Linked DNA regions of Mus musculus: region 1 is linked to region 2. Evidence: chromatin loops called from intact Hi-C (ENCODE). Cell type or tissue: left cerebral cortex. All regions are shown on one strand. Each heading gives the region's core, and the rest is flanking DNA. Links, peaks and the distances in the headings are about the cores only. Region 1 has its middle 16 kb from the start of Gm33743. Region 2 has its middle 81 kb from the start of Gm41316.

Region 1 (8,348 bases), core at 124-8,123, 240 kb before region 2:
GAAAACATAAATATTTATAATTCATACTAGTATTAAAATTACAGTTATGATGTAGCAATGAAAATAGTTTATATGTTGTCCATAGCACGAGGTTAATAACATAAAGAGATACAGCATTAATAAGGGTGAAAACCACTGCCATAGACTTTATACAAAAATGTAGTTATATATTCACTGAATTACATAGAATGATTTATATTATATGAGGACAGTTTTGAGCAGCTGTATGAAATATACTCTACAGTTATCCTATTGAAGGATGGCTGAGAGGAGACTCTCTTGCCTCTCACTGTGTTAACTATACACATCCAGATTTATATGTAACTCGAAAATAGCTAAGCCAGTTCCCACAAGTATTGTAGCAATAATTCCCTAATGAAGAAAACAAGACTTTATTGTCATGGAAACGAATCCTGTCACATTATACTTTTGAACAACTGGTTGTCAGAGCAACAACTGGGCTGAAACTACATTCAAAAGGAAAAGATGCCTAAAACAGTCTTATGATGTTTAGGAAAAGAAAACATGACTGCAGGCATACATTTTTTTTTTGCAATCTACTTTTAATAAGTGTTCAACTTGCCGGGCGTAGTGGCACACGCCTTTAATCCCAGCACTCGGGAGGCAGAGGCAGGCAGATTTCTGAGTTTGAGGCCAGCCTGGTCTACAAAGTGAGTTCCAGGACAGCCAGGGCTATACAGAGAAAACCTGTCTCAAAAAACATAAATAAATAAATAAATAAATAAATAAGGGTTCAACTTTTTCTCTATTCTATTACCCAGCAAAGGTAGTGGAAGAGAAACGTTATTAGCATATGGGGGAAGTGGCCTGTTCAGCAATAGTTCTTTGTGGTCGAGCTTGATCTTCTTCTTCTTTTTTTTTTTTTTTTTCATTTTTTATTAGGTATTTAGCTCATTTACATTTCCAATGCTATACCAAAAGTCCCCCATACCCACCCACCCCCACTCCCCTACCCACCCACTCCCCCTTTTTGGCCCTGGCGTTCCCCTATACTGGGGCATATAAAGTTTGCGTGTCCAATGGGCCTCTCTTTCCAGTGATGGCTGACTAGGCCATCTTTTGATATATATGCAGCTAGAGTCAAGAGCTCCGGGGTACTGGTTAGTTCATAATGTTGTTCCACCTATAGGGTTGCAGATCCCTTTAGCTCCTTGGGTACTTTCTCTAGCTCCTCCATTGGGATCCCTGTGATCCATCCATTAGCTGACTGTGAGCATCCACTTCTGTGTTTGCTAGGCCCCGACATAGTCTCACAAGAGACAGCTACATCTGGGTCCTTTCGATAAAATCTTGCTAGTGTATGCAATGGTGTCAGCGTTTGGGTGCTGATTATGGGGTGGATCCCTGGATATGGCAGTCTCTACATGGTCCATCCTTTCGTCTCAGCTCCATACTTTGTCTCTGTAACTCCTTCCATGGGTGTTTTGTTCCCACTTCTAAGGAGGGGCATAGTGTCCACACTTCAGTCTTCATTTTTCTTGAGTGTCATGTGTTTAGCAAATTGTATCTTATATCTTGGGTATCCTAGGTTTTGGGCTAATATCCACTTATCAGTGAGTACATATTGTGTGAGTTCCTTTGTGAATGTGTTACCTCACTCAGGATGATGCCCTCCAGGTCCATCCATTTGGCTAGGAATTTCATAAATTCATTCTTTTTAATAGCTGAGTAGTACTCCATTGTGTAGATGTACCACATTTTCTGTATCCATTCCTCTGTTGAGGGGCATCTGGGTTCTTTCCAGCTTCTGGCTATTATAAATAAGGCTGCTATGAACATAGTGGAGCATGTGTCCTTCTTACCAGTTGGGGTATCTTCTGGATATATGCCCAGGAGAGGTATTGCTGGATCCTCCGGTAGTGAGTTTGATCTTCTTTCTCAGCAGTTCAGTCCTATAACAAACAACAAATATGACTCAGCAGCTGCATTCCAGTTATCAAGTTTGGCAGACACCACACATGAACCAGCAGCTGTAGTTCAATCCTGAAGGAACCCCAAGGCTTGCCAACTGGCCTGAGGTAAGGCTGCAGAGTGCCAAGCTTCCATAGGTACTTCACAAGGAGTTCTTGGGTAAGTTTCTTTCAATGGTGGCATTATCACAAGTTGAGTTCAACAATGTTACCTTAGGCGAACCAATACATGTGTGTCATTAGAGAAGAGTAGTGAGGTGGAGCAAACCAAACCAATGCTCAGTTCTTGTCTCCCACTGTTTGTGGGGTCATATTTATACTCCTATATCATGGGTCCTTTTACATGTTTTCTATATCAATGTATCTTTTCACTTGCGTGCCTCAGCAAAACATCATTTGACATAACTAACTTTGCAAAGAACCTAGAAGTTTCTACTTCATACAACATGATGCATCGATGTGGTTACCTCCAACTAGAGAGCTAAGGTGATACAAGAATACTTAGAGTATGTTAAGGTGACCATAAGAGTGGCTAATTCTGATTAACTATTTTGTGTTTGAGTGAAGAAGGGATAAGATATAGCTAATCTGGAGTGTGTGAAAAACTGGTTACATGCCTTTGGGCATATGTTTTAAGAATATAAGGAGTATCTACTGTATATCAGAGATGCTTTTTCTTTGCGGTAAACCACTAGTGTTAAATGAAGAAATGACATGGTTGCTCAAGGTGCTGAGAATGCATGATTGTTGTGTGCATAGGTATAAACAGGATATCTGGACCATCTCTTCTAAGACTCTGGGAACACAGTGGAAGAATGTAAGGGCTTGAAGTTAGGGAGAAGGGATGAAAATGCTATCTTTTGGGTATGAAATAGCCATTGTAACCAGGAAATCACCAGGGATACTGGTACCCACATGGCCTTCAACACTTTAACAAAATTGGGCCAGTGTATTAGATTAGTCAGGGCTCTCTAGAGTTATAGAACTTATGAAATGAATATATATATATTCATATTCATATATATTCACACACACACATATACATATATATATACATATATATATATATATACATATATATATATTTTTTATTTGAATGACTTAGAGGCTGTAGTCCAGCTAATCCAATAGTAGCCAGCTGTGAATGGGAGGTCCAAGAATCTAGTAGTTACTTAGTCCTATGAGGCTGGGTGGTTCAGTTGGTCTTCTGTATAAGCTGGAATTCTGAAAGGAAGACTCTAGTAGATGTGCTGGCAAGTAAATGCAAATAGATGAAAAATTCTTCCTTCCATTGTCCTTATGTAGGCCTCCAGCAGAAGATATGGCCCAGATTAACAAAATGCCTCAAGATCTGGGTCACAGGTGTGCCATCCATTTTTGTACTGTATTTTCTTCCAGATATAGTCAAGTTGACAACTGGGAATAGCCTCACAGCCTTTTGGTGACAGGTCACAGATGGAGGCCTTACCCTTACCTTCTGAAATATTGACTACTGCTTAATTCTTGGGAAAGTAGAGTCATTATCTTTATCTGTGTACCCACTGGTGAGCCTACTAGGAACAACTGGATCATTCCAAACCCTTGGTTACACAAATGGTTCTGGTTAAACCCAGTGGATCACAAAACAAAAATATAGGATAATTAGATTTCTCTGTGCATAAAGGCACTTGCTGCCAAGGCTCACCAATTTCTATCACTGGGTATCCACATGGCAGAAGGAGAGAACTATCTCTCACAAGTTTCCCTCTGCTTTCTATATGGGCTAAAGGGCACGCATGTTTCTCCTCACTCCCATGAATAAAAAATGTAATTTAAATTATAAAAACAAATAGACATGAACACAGGGAAAGAATGTGCGTGGAGGAAGGAAGGGTTGACAGGGTAGGAGTGTGTAAGAAAGGCAGGGGCAAGTGTAGTCAGGATGTGTTAGATACTTGTATGAAATTGTCAATGAAGAAGTGCAATTAATAAAAAGCAATGTACTGAGTATACATGTGACAAGGAAGCCAAGACTGTACTACAGAAAAAGAATTATAGTAAGTTCTAGTATGAAACGCTTTTAAGCCAAAGTTCTAGCAGAACTAGCAGAACAAATAGCTTGGAAGGAGTGGAGGTGTTGATTCTTTTTGGCTCTGTGAGTAAGAAGCAGGAGGTTTGGGAGGCAGCATTTTTAATTAGGAAGAAAACAGAAAAGTGTTTGCAAAAAGGTTCTGTTACATACCTTGGCTAGTTTGAGAGTAAAATATCCTCTACAAGGGGTTGCAAACCAAATTATCACCTTTCAATCCTAATGTGGTAAAGTGGAGCCTCCTTCTCCAGTTAAACCATTTCTGCAGTGGAAAGTTCAGTTTGATGCTGTTATCACAAACCTTCAGAGCCTGGAAACAAAGGTGCTTGCAAAAGCCCTTGGTAAACATAAATTAATAAAAACTCCAGCAAGTGTCTCTGAAGTAGGAGATGTGTTTTGTGTAAAACCTCACAGAGTGGTTTCTTGATACATTAAAATGTTTTTCTCTTATTAGCAACAGTTCCATGGTTGGCCTGATTCACTTGATATCGATGATCTACACTATAATAAAATTTAAGCAGAGAAACTTGAAACCGTCTGAATTAGGAACCACAGCTTCACTGGGGCCTAATGTATCATATTGCAGCATAGCATTCTAATATACATAATTTCCTAAATCATGCATTGACTTTGGGGAGTACTTAAATATTCAGCTCACTTCTGTCAGTGTCCAAAATATACTTAGCAACATAATGTCCTGCATGTGAGTCATAGAAAAGCTTCCTTACCCAGACTTTTCTAGCAGAAATAGAAAATAAAGCAGGGAATATATATATTTACATATATACATATTGCTGGCAGAAAACTTTCCAGAACCTTGTTACAAGACACAAAAATAAAAAGACTCAATATTTCTTGATGTTAACCTAGGTAGTATTTTGACCCATATAATCATCAAAACATATTTGCCAGTGCAGGATTTTCTTATTTTCTTGGTACTTTTAAGGATGATAAGCTCAAAGAAGTTGTTGAGCTGGAGAAGGCATAGAGAATGGAGCATAGTCCTGTCTTTGATCTATCATTCACCTGCCTGGTACTCCGTGTCTGAGTACAAATGCAGAAGGCTGAGAGTCCCATGGCATTGTTCCATCATAGACGATTGTTTGAGTGCTGCCAAAGAGGGCACACATTTGAGAACTGACCACATCATGACTGCTTTCTGAAAGGCATGAAGGGGATTATTAAATCAGCATTGGTTCTTGCTGTCATTAACAGAGACTGAAGGAGCCATCTGATAACTTATTACCCATAAACTCCTGAATAGTAGAGAAGGTCTGGATTTGATATATAATTTATACCTGGTTTGAATAAATATTACACAAAAGTCAAGCCATGGTAGTAAGTTAGGTTTTATTTGGGAAATTTTGCTTTCTCTAGACAGAAGAGTCAAGCTCCCAAATTACTCCAATCATGTTTGAAATAAACCAATGCCCATGTTAATACAGTTCTTTATTTATTTGATATAACTACAAAAGAAAAATGTTTTACAGTTGCTCATTTCTACAGTGAAACTTGGTGTACTGGCTAGTTTTGTGTCAACTTGACACAGGCTGGAGTTATTACAGAGAAAGGAGCTTCAGTTGAGGAAATGCCTCCATGATATCCAGCTGTAAGGCATTTTCTCAATTAGTGATCAAGGGGGGAGGTCCCCTTGTGGGTGTGCCATCTCTGGGCTGGTAGTCTTGGTTCTATAAGAGATCAGGCTGAGCCAGCCAGGGGAAGCAAGTCAGTAATAAATCCCTCCATGGCCTCTGCATCAGCTCCTGCTTTCTGACCTGTTTGAGTTCCGGTCCTGATTTCCTTGGTAATGAACAGCAGTATGGAAGTGTAAGCTGAATAAACCCTTTCCTCCCCAACTGCTTCTTGGTCATGATGTTTGTGCAGGAACAACTAAGACATTTGGTTTGGCTTGCTGTCTAAGTGGCAAATGATTTGGACACAAATATCTTCAGTTGGATTCAAGAATAAAGCTTTCTATTTTCTCTTTGACATTATAAGTTTGAGGAGTGCTTTGTGTTGTTAGGCTGACAATTTTAGAAGTTACAACAAGGAAGAAATTGTAACCTGCAGTTTTACTGGAAGACAAAGGGAAATAGATGCGTTCATTTTCAAAAGTGTGAAATATGTCAAAGGACAGAAACCTGTTATTTTTGAAGCTAAAGTGCTAGCTTCATATAATTTCACAGGCATTTTGGAATTAATTTTAATTCAATAGGGAGTCAATGACTATATAAGAAAAGGAAGATGTGACTCCCTCAATTATTAATCAAGACAGTATTTTTAATTAATTATTATTTTTTACTTATTCACTTTACAGCCTGCTCATAGCCTGCACACAGCCCCTGTCCTGGTTGTCAACTTGAGTATATTTGGGATGAGCTACAATCCAGAATTGGAAGGCTCACCTATGATCCAGATATTGAGGCTGAAAGACACAAGTTTCTGACTAGAAACTTGGCATGGAAATTTTGAAGCATAGTGGCCATGAAAAGCTTAGGCTGAGGCAAGGTAGTACATGTCTTCATTCCTGAAGCAAGATCTCTGAGTTCAAGGTCATACTGTGACAAGCAATTCCAAGATCTAGGAGTGGTGGTACAAACCTTTAATCTGGACACACCTTCTGGCTGAAGGCCTACATAAGGACACTGGAAGAAGGAAGAATCACTGTTCTTTGCCTTCTTGCACTTACTAGCTAGCACATCTGTTGGAACCTACCTTAGGATTCCACTGAAACAACTAGCCTCATGGGACTGAACAAGTACTAGATTCTTGGACTTCCAATTCACAGCTGACCATTGTTGGGTTAGTTGGACTACAGACTGTAAGTCATCACAATAAATTCCCTCAATATAGAGAAACATTCCATAAGTTTTGTGACTCTAGAGAACCCTGACTAATACAGACTGGTTATTGGTTGGCCATTCCCTCAGTTTCTGCTCCATCCCCTGTGCCTGCATTTCTTGTAGACAGGATACATTTTGGGTTGAAAGTTTTGTGGGTAGGTTGATGTCTTTATTGTGTCACTGGGGTTCCTGCCTGGTTCAGAATCAGGTATAGGGAAGAACAAGAATAATTGCTAGCTGTCCATGAAAATGAATGGAAATCTGCAGCTGATGGGGATGAGGAGGTGGGGGGCATGGGGAAGTTCACTGTAATTAAAGAATATAAAGCACATGGATGCTGAGAAGACAGAAAAATGCAGTATCCTTAAAGGCAGCATCTGGCAATTTTCACAATGCATTAATGGAAAGAAACACCCTTGAAAAGATTCCGAAGGACTGGAGCTATAGATTACTTAGTAAATGTCTTCCCTTACAAGCACAAAGACCTGAGGTTTGATCCTCTAGAAACTATATTTTTAAAAGTTGAGTATGATATTGTTGTATGTTTATAATCCCAGAGCAGGAAGACAGAAACAGGAGGATCTCTGTGCGACACTGGCCAGCCTAGCTATACTACTTAGTAAGCTAAAGGATAGTGAAAGACCCTGTCCCAAACCAATGTGGATGACATATGAGAAATGACAGCTGAGATTAAAATTTGGCTTCCACATCCATGCACATATATCTCACCTGCTCATGCATACACACACACACACACACACACACACACACACACAGAAAAGTAAATTTCTAAAACTTTGGCATATAAAACTTTTTTTGAATAGGTTATAAAGTATGTTTTCAGAGACCTTGTTCTAATGAGTCTTAAATGATTATGTAAAAGAACTTTATTTTTTGTTTTGTTTTGTTTTTTAGACTTGGGTGTTTATTTAAATCTATTTCTTCCAGCAACTCCTGTGTAGTCAGGTAGCGCCTTGTTCTATTTTTAACATGAGTGGAAATCCCTTTAATTGTAGTTATTCACTTCTACTAATAAACTTTGGCTTTTAATAAGAGCAGTGAGCTCTCTTAATTTTGTGTTTTTTATACCCAAGCACATAAAAAGTGGTATAAAAATATTTCTTGAGGGAATAAATAAAAACACAATGTCAGTAAAAACATGTTATACTTCTTAATTATATACATATTCTCTTAAAAGTATGCAGTTGCAAGAGATATAGTCAATATATATGATTTTTAAATTATCTCTGTTGATAAACAGTTCCAGGACTATGCATTAGTAATTATTATTCATTTATTGAATCAGTTATTAGTTTCATACTCATTGAAGTCAGATTTTCATCTCTCTCTCTCTCTTTCCCTCTCTCTATCTCTCTATCTCTCCCCCCCTCGCCTCCTCAACCCCCCCCCCCCCGGATCTTTCCCTGGGAACTCTTTCTAGGATTGGTCCTAAAAGAGAGTCTTGTTCCTGGGACTCTTTTTTCTTACCTTTTGCTTTGAAGGGTC
Region 2 (8,348 bases), core at 103-8,102:
TATGGAATGAGTTTGAAAGAAAAAATAGTTTTGTTGAAAACTTGTATCATTCTCTGTTGAGTCAAAGAACTATATAAAACACTTAATCAAATTTTTGGAACAAATGGTGTCTCTAGTTGTCTTTGTAAGCACCATGGACTAAGGAAATTCTTGGCTGGCTAACAAATTTGAAATCAACTGTATTAAGGGTCAAATAAACTGGAGTTGCAAATAGAAATAGGCAGGGTGTCTAAAAGGTCTGGTCTCGAGTATTATGACCTGATGCTGAAGGTGAAGTACTACAACTAGGTCTGAACAAAGTTAGGTAAACAGGATTATAAATTTCACTAAGATTTCAGCTAATATGAATCCCAAGTCCTGCAATGGCATCACTATCAAATGTATTTATTTTGTAAAACTCTGTATCTTTGGCAGTGGATTAATAAGTTAAAGATCACAGTTTGATTTTTCTGAGAGGTCTGTGGGATTTAAAGTAAGTACTATGTGATTTCTTAGAATATTCTCTTCACCCTCCCAAGGTAAGAATAGGAAAGATTCCATCTCACAAATAAGCATTTTAAAGATTTAATTTTATATAACAAAGTATTTAACAGTTAATGTCTATTTTAGACACTGAACTGGGTACTTAAAACCATGTGATTGAGTATGAGAAAAAAAGTGAAAATATTTTTTTTTTTAAAGTAAACAGAACCTCCTAAGTGGTGCATAGAAATGATGTCACTGAAATCTGAAAACACTCTCCAACAGTTTATGTTTATATAATAATGTCCTGCTGATGCTCTGATGCAAAAAGACAAAAAGCCTTAGAGAAAATGAGCTATTTGAACCCAAGCTGCTGAATGCATTTAAGCCCTGTAATTTTGTCAGAATATTACATCATCCAAATGGAGGAGATAAACTAGAGGTGTAAGGCATATGAAATGCAGTTTGTGTTCTTGACTCCCGAGACAGTAGATTTCAGAAGACGATAAAGTTAAAACTGCTGAAAAGAAAAGGTAAACTCCAGAGCTGCCCATGATGGGACCTGGATGGGGAGAAACCAAGGTACTGCCCTCAGCATAAAACACATGGACTTTTCTTTTTATTATTAAAAATGTAATTTTCAAAGGCTGGAGATGGACTTGTAAAGCATCTGCAAAGTGTGAATGAGGGACTGATATATATAAAATTTCTACGTTATTATTAATCAAGAAATTTCCAATTTGAAGATATTAAGCCAGGAACAAAGTAAAATTGCTTTGGCTTTGCAACAATGAGAGAAAATTTTCTCTGGGCACAAGTAATAGCAAAATCAGGAAAAATTATGAAAAAATTATACAATAAAAATCATATCTTTCTAACTAGCTTGCCTAAGAGGTAAAGGACTCTGTCAGTTCCTGAAATTGAAAGTGGAGTTGGTTTGTTCATAAAATACTGATGCTCTTTAGTCAATCAAGTTTTGGGTTGAGGGGAAAGTTGTCATTCTGTTACCTCCACTGACAATGATTTGTAGTAGGCAATTAGTCTATGCCAAATTTGCTGAGTTTTGCCCTGTGGATATCTTCAAGGGCAGGAAAGGGCAACAGCCAAGAGCTTTACCTCTGCTGCCAGACTCACAAGCTGTCAATCACCTCCCCATTATTTATGTGGGACAGTTTGCTTTATCTCATATTTCATTAGTACTGTCACAAAATAAGGATAATAGTTTTATTTCATAGTATTGCTATGAACTCTAATTGCATCAATGAAATACATAGTATCATCTTCTTGTTTTGTAGTAACTTTAAAATGTTAATTACTGCAATGATATTTTTAAAAAGTCTAGAAAACAATCCATGTGACTTAACAACAACTCTTTCCAGGAAAAAGAAATATTATGAAAGAATTCTACCTTGTATGCAATTCAGCTCCAGAAGTTTAGGGTTACTGGCTCCCAAAGTTTCAAAATTTAGTATGCAAATAATAGTGCAACTTTTAAAACTACTTAATTATGTTTATAAAATTAAATCCTATTCAGACATTTGCAGAAAATGGGAAATGTGTCAGTGTGAAATCTCAGGGTTTTCCCCCCCTCCCCTTGAGAACTGTTTGAAAATCATTGAGTTCTGCTGAATCATTTTTCTTTTCATCATACATAGTAGATGTTGTGTAGAAAACGCAGTCACCTTCCCTTTAGCTATCTAATCATCATCAGAATGTTTATTTGTTTCAGGATGGGAATCATCAGGATGTTTTTCTACTGAAACTGTTGACTTAGATGGAAGACCTACAACACTTTGAATCAACTCATAGCATTAATTAACTTTATTTTTTTGCATTGAATCTGACCATTGTGATTGAAGCTATATTATTTTTCTTTTTCTATTTTTACAATATCTACCAAAATTAGTGAATAGAAGGCAAAATTTAAATAAGCCTGGCTTACCAGTATAGTTATTCAAGAATACTTTAAGCTTTAAGTTCTGGAAAACTCCTGGAAACAAATGATAGACTGATGAGCTTTTGATATGACTTGGGTGTGAAGTGACCCCAAGAAGACTAGTGCATTGAAGGCTTGACCCTCAGCTGGTGGGTTCAGTCTCTGACAGGTGATTAGGCCACTAGAAGTCTGGTTTTATCAACACATTAATACATTGATGAATTTCTAACTCAATGGCATTATTGGGAGATGGTGAAGGGTAGGGGTGGTTGGAGACAGTACATTTAAAATGTACTATCTCTGATTTCTTCCATTTTTGCTGCTTCCTGGAAACCTGGACACCATAAATTCTAATTCATCACACCCCCATGCCCAAGCATTCTGTCTTACCACAGAAACTGGAGGTAGCTGACCATAGAGTGTTACTTCTGAAACCATGAGCCAAACTAATTCCTATCCTGAGGATATCTGGTCTGTGGTTCTACTGCAGCCAGGATCTGTGTTTATGTCCATGGCCTGTTACCACCCAGGCCATGTGGATGTCTGTGGTCTGTGTTTCCTCCACAAGCCACACTGATGTTCATGAGCTATGCTGACACCAAGGGCAATGCTGATGTGAATGGGCTGTACTGCCACATGAGGCCATGTTGATGCATTTTGCCTGTATTTTCACTGGATACAATGCTGGGGTCCATGACACAAGCTAATGCCTGAGACTATGTGGATGTCCATGGTCTGTGCTGACACCAAAAACCATGAGTAAGTTCATGATCTGTGCTCTTGCAGACTGTAAAAGGCAAGGAAGTACTTTTGTCATGGTATAGATGACAAAAGGCTCACAGTTTAGAAAGAGGGACATACAAGACTTCTGTGACAGCCTCTACTCTCCCCTCCCCACCAAGAGTAACAGCCTAGACATAAAGCCATAAAAGAGAACTCTTAAAATTGTATTAAGTATGTTAGCTCTTTACAATTGATGGCCAATTGATGGCTTAGGGCAGGGGTGCAGGAAGAACTCAGTTTTATTTAAGGGCCTGGTCACTGGGCTTTGACCATGCTTCAGTGAGTACATGAGCAACACAAATCAGACTTGTTTTTCCTTTTTCTCTTCCTCTTTCCCTTCCTCTTCCTCTTCCCCTTGCCCTTCCCCTGTCCCCCCCTCCTCTTCTCCATTTCCTCCTCTGCCACCACCTCCTCCTCTGCTACCTCCTCCTCTTTTCTCCTCCTGCTCTTCCTTCTTCTTCTGTGGGGACGTTGAGGTCACAAGATTCAGGGGCAGACCCAGAAAATCTGGGAAGTGTGTGTGTTCATGGTTCATGAGGTGAAATCACCACCCAAATAATCAATGAAAAATATGAAAAAATTACTATTTATGATAGTGGAATGACCTCATCCCTAGATGAAGACCTCTAGGCAATCAATGGTTGCTGATAGAAGGAGAATCAATTTTCTCGAGGGATGCATTTCCTGATAGGTTATTCAATCCCAAGTGGTCATTCCTAAACATATGTACATAAGAGCCATGCTAATGAAATATACATTCATTTACAGATATATGAATATATGTGTGTATAATTTGTATAATTTATATATTTATGATTTTATACACACATACATATATACATATATATTATATGGAGAGAGAGAGAGTTTGTGTGTCTGTGTTATTTAAGGAAGACAAGATTATGAATTTGAAATTGAGTGTAAAAGACATAGAAGGTGTTAGAAGGAGAAGAGGAGGCAGAAATGATGTAAATACAACACCTATAACATACTCAAAATAATAAAACATTTTAACATCGCTCATTCAAAATAATAAAATACTTTAATTATAAAAACTGGTCTTTTGGCTACTTTATTGGGTTTTTATATCTACCACCCTTCTTCACCCTTTCAACCTCTAAACACTATGTAGGTGAGAAAGAAGGTTAAGAGGGAAAGAGAGTATAGATCTCTTTAGACTACTTCTTGGTGATTAAGGACCCTATGTTCCTTGGGGCAAATCTAACCATCATCGAGATATCTTCAGTTTCTCCCTCTCTTGCTTTTGCTCATGACCAATTGACAAACCACCACAATAAGAACCAGCAGCAGCAGCTGGGGGAGCAGTAGCTGCCCCCCTCTAAGAGTTCAGATGGCAGAATTATGCCTTTGCCAGAGCACGAGACAAATCACAGTTAGCTTCTGTGGACAATCTGAAACAGCCTTATATTCCACACCAGATTAAAATGAAAGCCTAGCTCTATAACATAAATGGGGTTTTAAAGAAACACAGCCTCTCACTACACCAATAGTTCTTTGCTCCACAGTTCCACGGTACTGTGGCTAAGGCACTTGCCTTCTGAATAATTCGATTCATTTCAGGTTTGCCAGTCTTTGTCTATTTTTTTCCCTTCATGATAAATCCTTTTTCTTAACGGCTCTGTTCAGTTCTACTCCTTGGAAATTTTTCAATGTTGATTTTTCTCTTTATAGTATCCATGACATTTGCACATACCCTTTGAGGGCAAACTTGTAATATTTTTATTCCATCCTGTCTAGCTAAGCTTCCATAACATGGTTTAAGGCTCTGGAATTTGTGTGACTGCAAATATTGCTCTGCTGTCATTTTTCTGTTGAGACAAGGAACAAATACTGCTTTACTTCATTAACTCTGTAGCAGGGCAGGCTTAGTCTATGATTACTGAGTTTGCTGATGTTAACTAACATGGCATGAGTCATTCTCTGTTTTCTATAATTAACTAAGTCTACACCCACTTCTTCTGAGTTCTTTTATGGGAATCACAATTATTTTTTAGCTCACTGGAGTTTGGTATGACTTGGAAGCAGTCCGCTCTCATAGGGTTCTACGATTCAGTAAATGTCATAATCAGATGAGCACTGCTTCCTCAACATTGGGCAGGCATGAAAGAGGCATGAACGAAGCCAAGAAAACCACAGCAGTGAGGCAAGAAACATTACCCAAAGCAGATTTGTAGCACTGAAGACACTGTGTCCTGAGGTTTTATTCTTACGTAGGAAGCCAAATTTTCTTGGAAGAAACCCACTTATGGTTTTATAGCTCTGTACACTAAACAATTCTATACACACACTACCATTCTATAAACTCAATATACATTTCTATCAGGAATATAGCCTGCAAAATGTTTTTTTTTTTTGATCCAGAGTGGTTTCATCCAGAGATGTTGCTTCAGTGCTCATACCACAAATTATCTGTTTCCTGATAATTGTCATATCCTACAGACAAGTGCCTCTCCATCAGATGAGTGTAAACATAGGCAAAAGACACACAGTAATGCCCAATGACAGAACTTTTATATTTCATCTCTCTGGTTATCACAAAAGTCAATGTCTCAATTTTGTTGAATTTTATTCAGAAGTACTTTACCTACATCTTTAAAATAACCTCATGCATTTACTTTTAATAATAAAAATTTCTATGCTATTTTAAAGAAGAAATAAAATGGGATGTCAGTGAGATGGCTCAGTAGGTAAAAACCACAAACTGCCAATCCTGAAAATCCAAGTTCAATCCCAAATGGATAAGAAAGAACTGACTTCTACAAGTCGTCTTCAGACAGACAGACAGACAGACAGACAGACAGTCATGTAAATAAATAAATAAATAAATAAATAAATGCAATAATATTTTAGGTGATTTAAATAATGTATTTAAATTGAAGCAGAGCGCTCATGTAACCCAGGTTGGACTTTACCTTGCTATCCAGCCTGGGCTGAAAATTTTAATCTTTCATACCCAGTCTCTCACATTCCAATACTATAGGTCTGTACCACTATGCATAGATCCTAGGATATTGTTTTTACCAATATTATCCTACACACAAAGTACTCTGATGTCTGTTCAGGGGATAAGCAGTGTCTAAAAACAAACAGACAAACAACACCAGCACTGTTCTCCTCAACAAAACATTCTAAGATGAAACCTTGTTTTGTTTTGTTTTTTTTTCCTGCTAAGGATAAAAACACTCAGACTCTTTGGAGTTTGATGTGTTTTAGAGGTGTCTTAGTACACTGCTGGGAAATATCCAGGAGCAGCAATGCAGGTAAGGTAAAACCCCCCATGAAGTGATTATGTCATTTCCTTGTAACCATTAGAAACGTACATTGGAATGCTGAATAAGACATCCCTGGACAGCCTTTCCACCAATATTGAATTCTGATGTCCCACATTACCTGAAGCAACAAAAGGAGGAGAAGTGGCAAGAACTAATCTGCTAGCCAAGTATGTGGACTCAGGAAGGATTTGCAAGTGAGCAAAGACTCATTTTCTTTCCTAGATCAGGAACATCACCCAAGAGAATTGTAAAGTCTTCCTTTCTTTCTCTGTCTCTGCTTCTCAGTCTTGGTTTTTCTTTTGTCTTTTTTTCTCTCCTGATCTTGCTTTCTCACTCACACAGCTAACAACAAAAATACAGCTCAATCAATAATTATGTAAAAGATTTATAATATGTTTCCTTTAAATTGCATGCAACAGAAATCTTTCCACGTAACAATGAAGAAATAAGAGGCTATCAGTGTGAGCATGCTGTGATCAGTAGGTATTTCCTGGACCTAACCCACTTAAGATATGCTGCGGTTTGATGCTGTTTTGACACTAGATGGGAAGAAGAGCAGCCTCTGGAACAGTGGTTTGGTGAATGTGAGTGTTGAAGAAACCCCGTTAGCGTTAGTGTGGCAATAAAGAATGAAGATTTGTGTCCTGCATTGTAGACAGTAGCTCTACAAGTAGCTAAGACTTGAGAATAAGAACAGGAGTCTCACCAAAAGTCTCCAGAGCGAATCTTGTAGAAGAAGCCTAAATAGATTGAATGTGTGTTATGGTTTATATAAGAAATATCCTCCACAGGCTAATTTGTTTGAACACCTGCTCCCCATATGATAAAGATGTTTTGAGAGATTATGAACTCTTCCAAATGTGTGCAATACCTGGAGGACATAATATCCATCTTCAATTCTTTCCTGAGTGCTTGTGGCTCTCCTCTGCCACAGCAATGTGACCAGTGTCCTTTACAAGCAGCCTACACTCCTGCTGTTACGCCTGTCTCACATAATGTGTTTATATCTTCTGCATCTGTGAGCCAGGATATATCCTTACTTAAGTTAAACCTGCGGGGTTTAACACAGTAATCAGGAAAATGACTCACTGAGTGGGCATGAAGTGAAGCCTACTTCTCTATTCATACATCTCCATCTGCCAAACTGTCTCATCAACTGGAGTCCTTTTCACTCCAATTCTGCATTGCTGGGAATTCAACTTGCTCTTTCTATATGTAACAAAAAAATAGTAATGATGATACATGCCCTCACAATATGTTCAAGTATCATCTCTTTTATGTTGGCTTTGCTGTCTCTACTTTCCAGTGGATTTTACAAGTCAATTCCCTGTTAGCTGAGTTAATTCACACTTAAGTTTGAATAACTAATAACCTTCTTATTACTTCTTGTTAATGTCCAGAACATCTATACTTTAAGAAGAGTCCTAATATAAAAAAAATATATTTGGAACCATTTCAGACCATGAAAAAATAAAAAGAATTTAGGCAGTTTGGGGAAGATTTCCTGATGGATGAAGTCAGTAGATAACTGCTCTAGCTGTTATAAAACAAGGCAAGGTCTGTGTTGATGAACCAGCCACACTATGATAGCTTGGACTGAAAAGCCAGCCACAAAGCTTATGAAATTCCAGTTGGCAGTGAAAAAGGGCATTGTCTTTAAAAAGGAAATATCATGAAATGGGTCAGATGGAGACAGTTTTTAATGTATCTGGGCTAGCCATCTCTTTTTTAGTAGTGAGCAGAGAGTACGGACTGCCACCTGAGGAACATTTGCTCAATTTAATGTCAACCAAAAGTTGAGGGGTCACTGGTGGTGGAATAGAATCTATATGCCACTTTTCTCCAGCTGAGAAAGTGCATCTACTTTGCTCATT

The links. Hi-C counts contacts between places; a loop is a spot of excess contacts. Peaks named below come from ENCODE experiments on the same cell type or tissue, not always from the same donor. Only the 100,000 strongest peaks of a DNase experiment are listed, where the experiment ranks them.
Region 1: a loop joins it to region 2, with 9 times the contacts of the local background. A loop is called at or near these places in 2 of 42 quality-filtered maps.

What each region holds. Positions count from the first base shown.
Region 1 is chr15:43,344,286-43,352,633 of GRCm38, forward strand. No RefSeq gene overlaps it. Among named protein-coding and RNA genes, the nearest start is that of Gm33743, 16 kb to the right of the region's middle. In left cerebral cortex, for the core only: no CTCF peak of the experiment used is centred there; DNase peaks (open chromatin) are centred at 4,049, 4,666 and 5,038; H3K27ac peaks cover 337 bases.
Region 2 is chr15:43,580,709-43,589,056 of GRCm38, forward strand. No RefSeq gene overlaps it. Among named protein-coding and RNA genes, the nearest start is that of Gm41316, 81 kb to the left of the region's middle. In left cerebral cortex, for the core only: no CTCF peak of the experiment used is centred there; DNase peaks (open chromatin) are centred at 4,768, 5,217, 6,659, 7,516 and 1 more place; H3K27ac peaks cover 2,726 bases.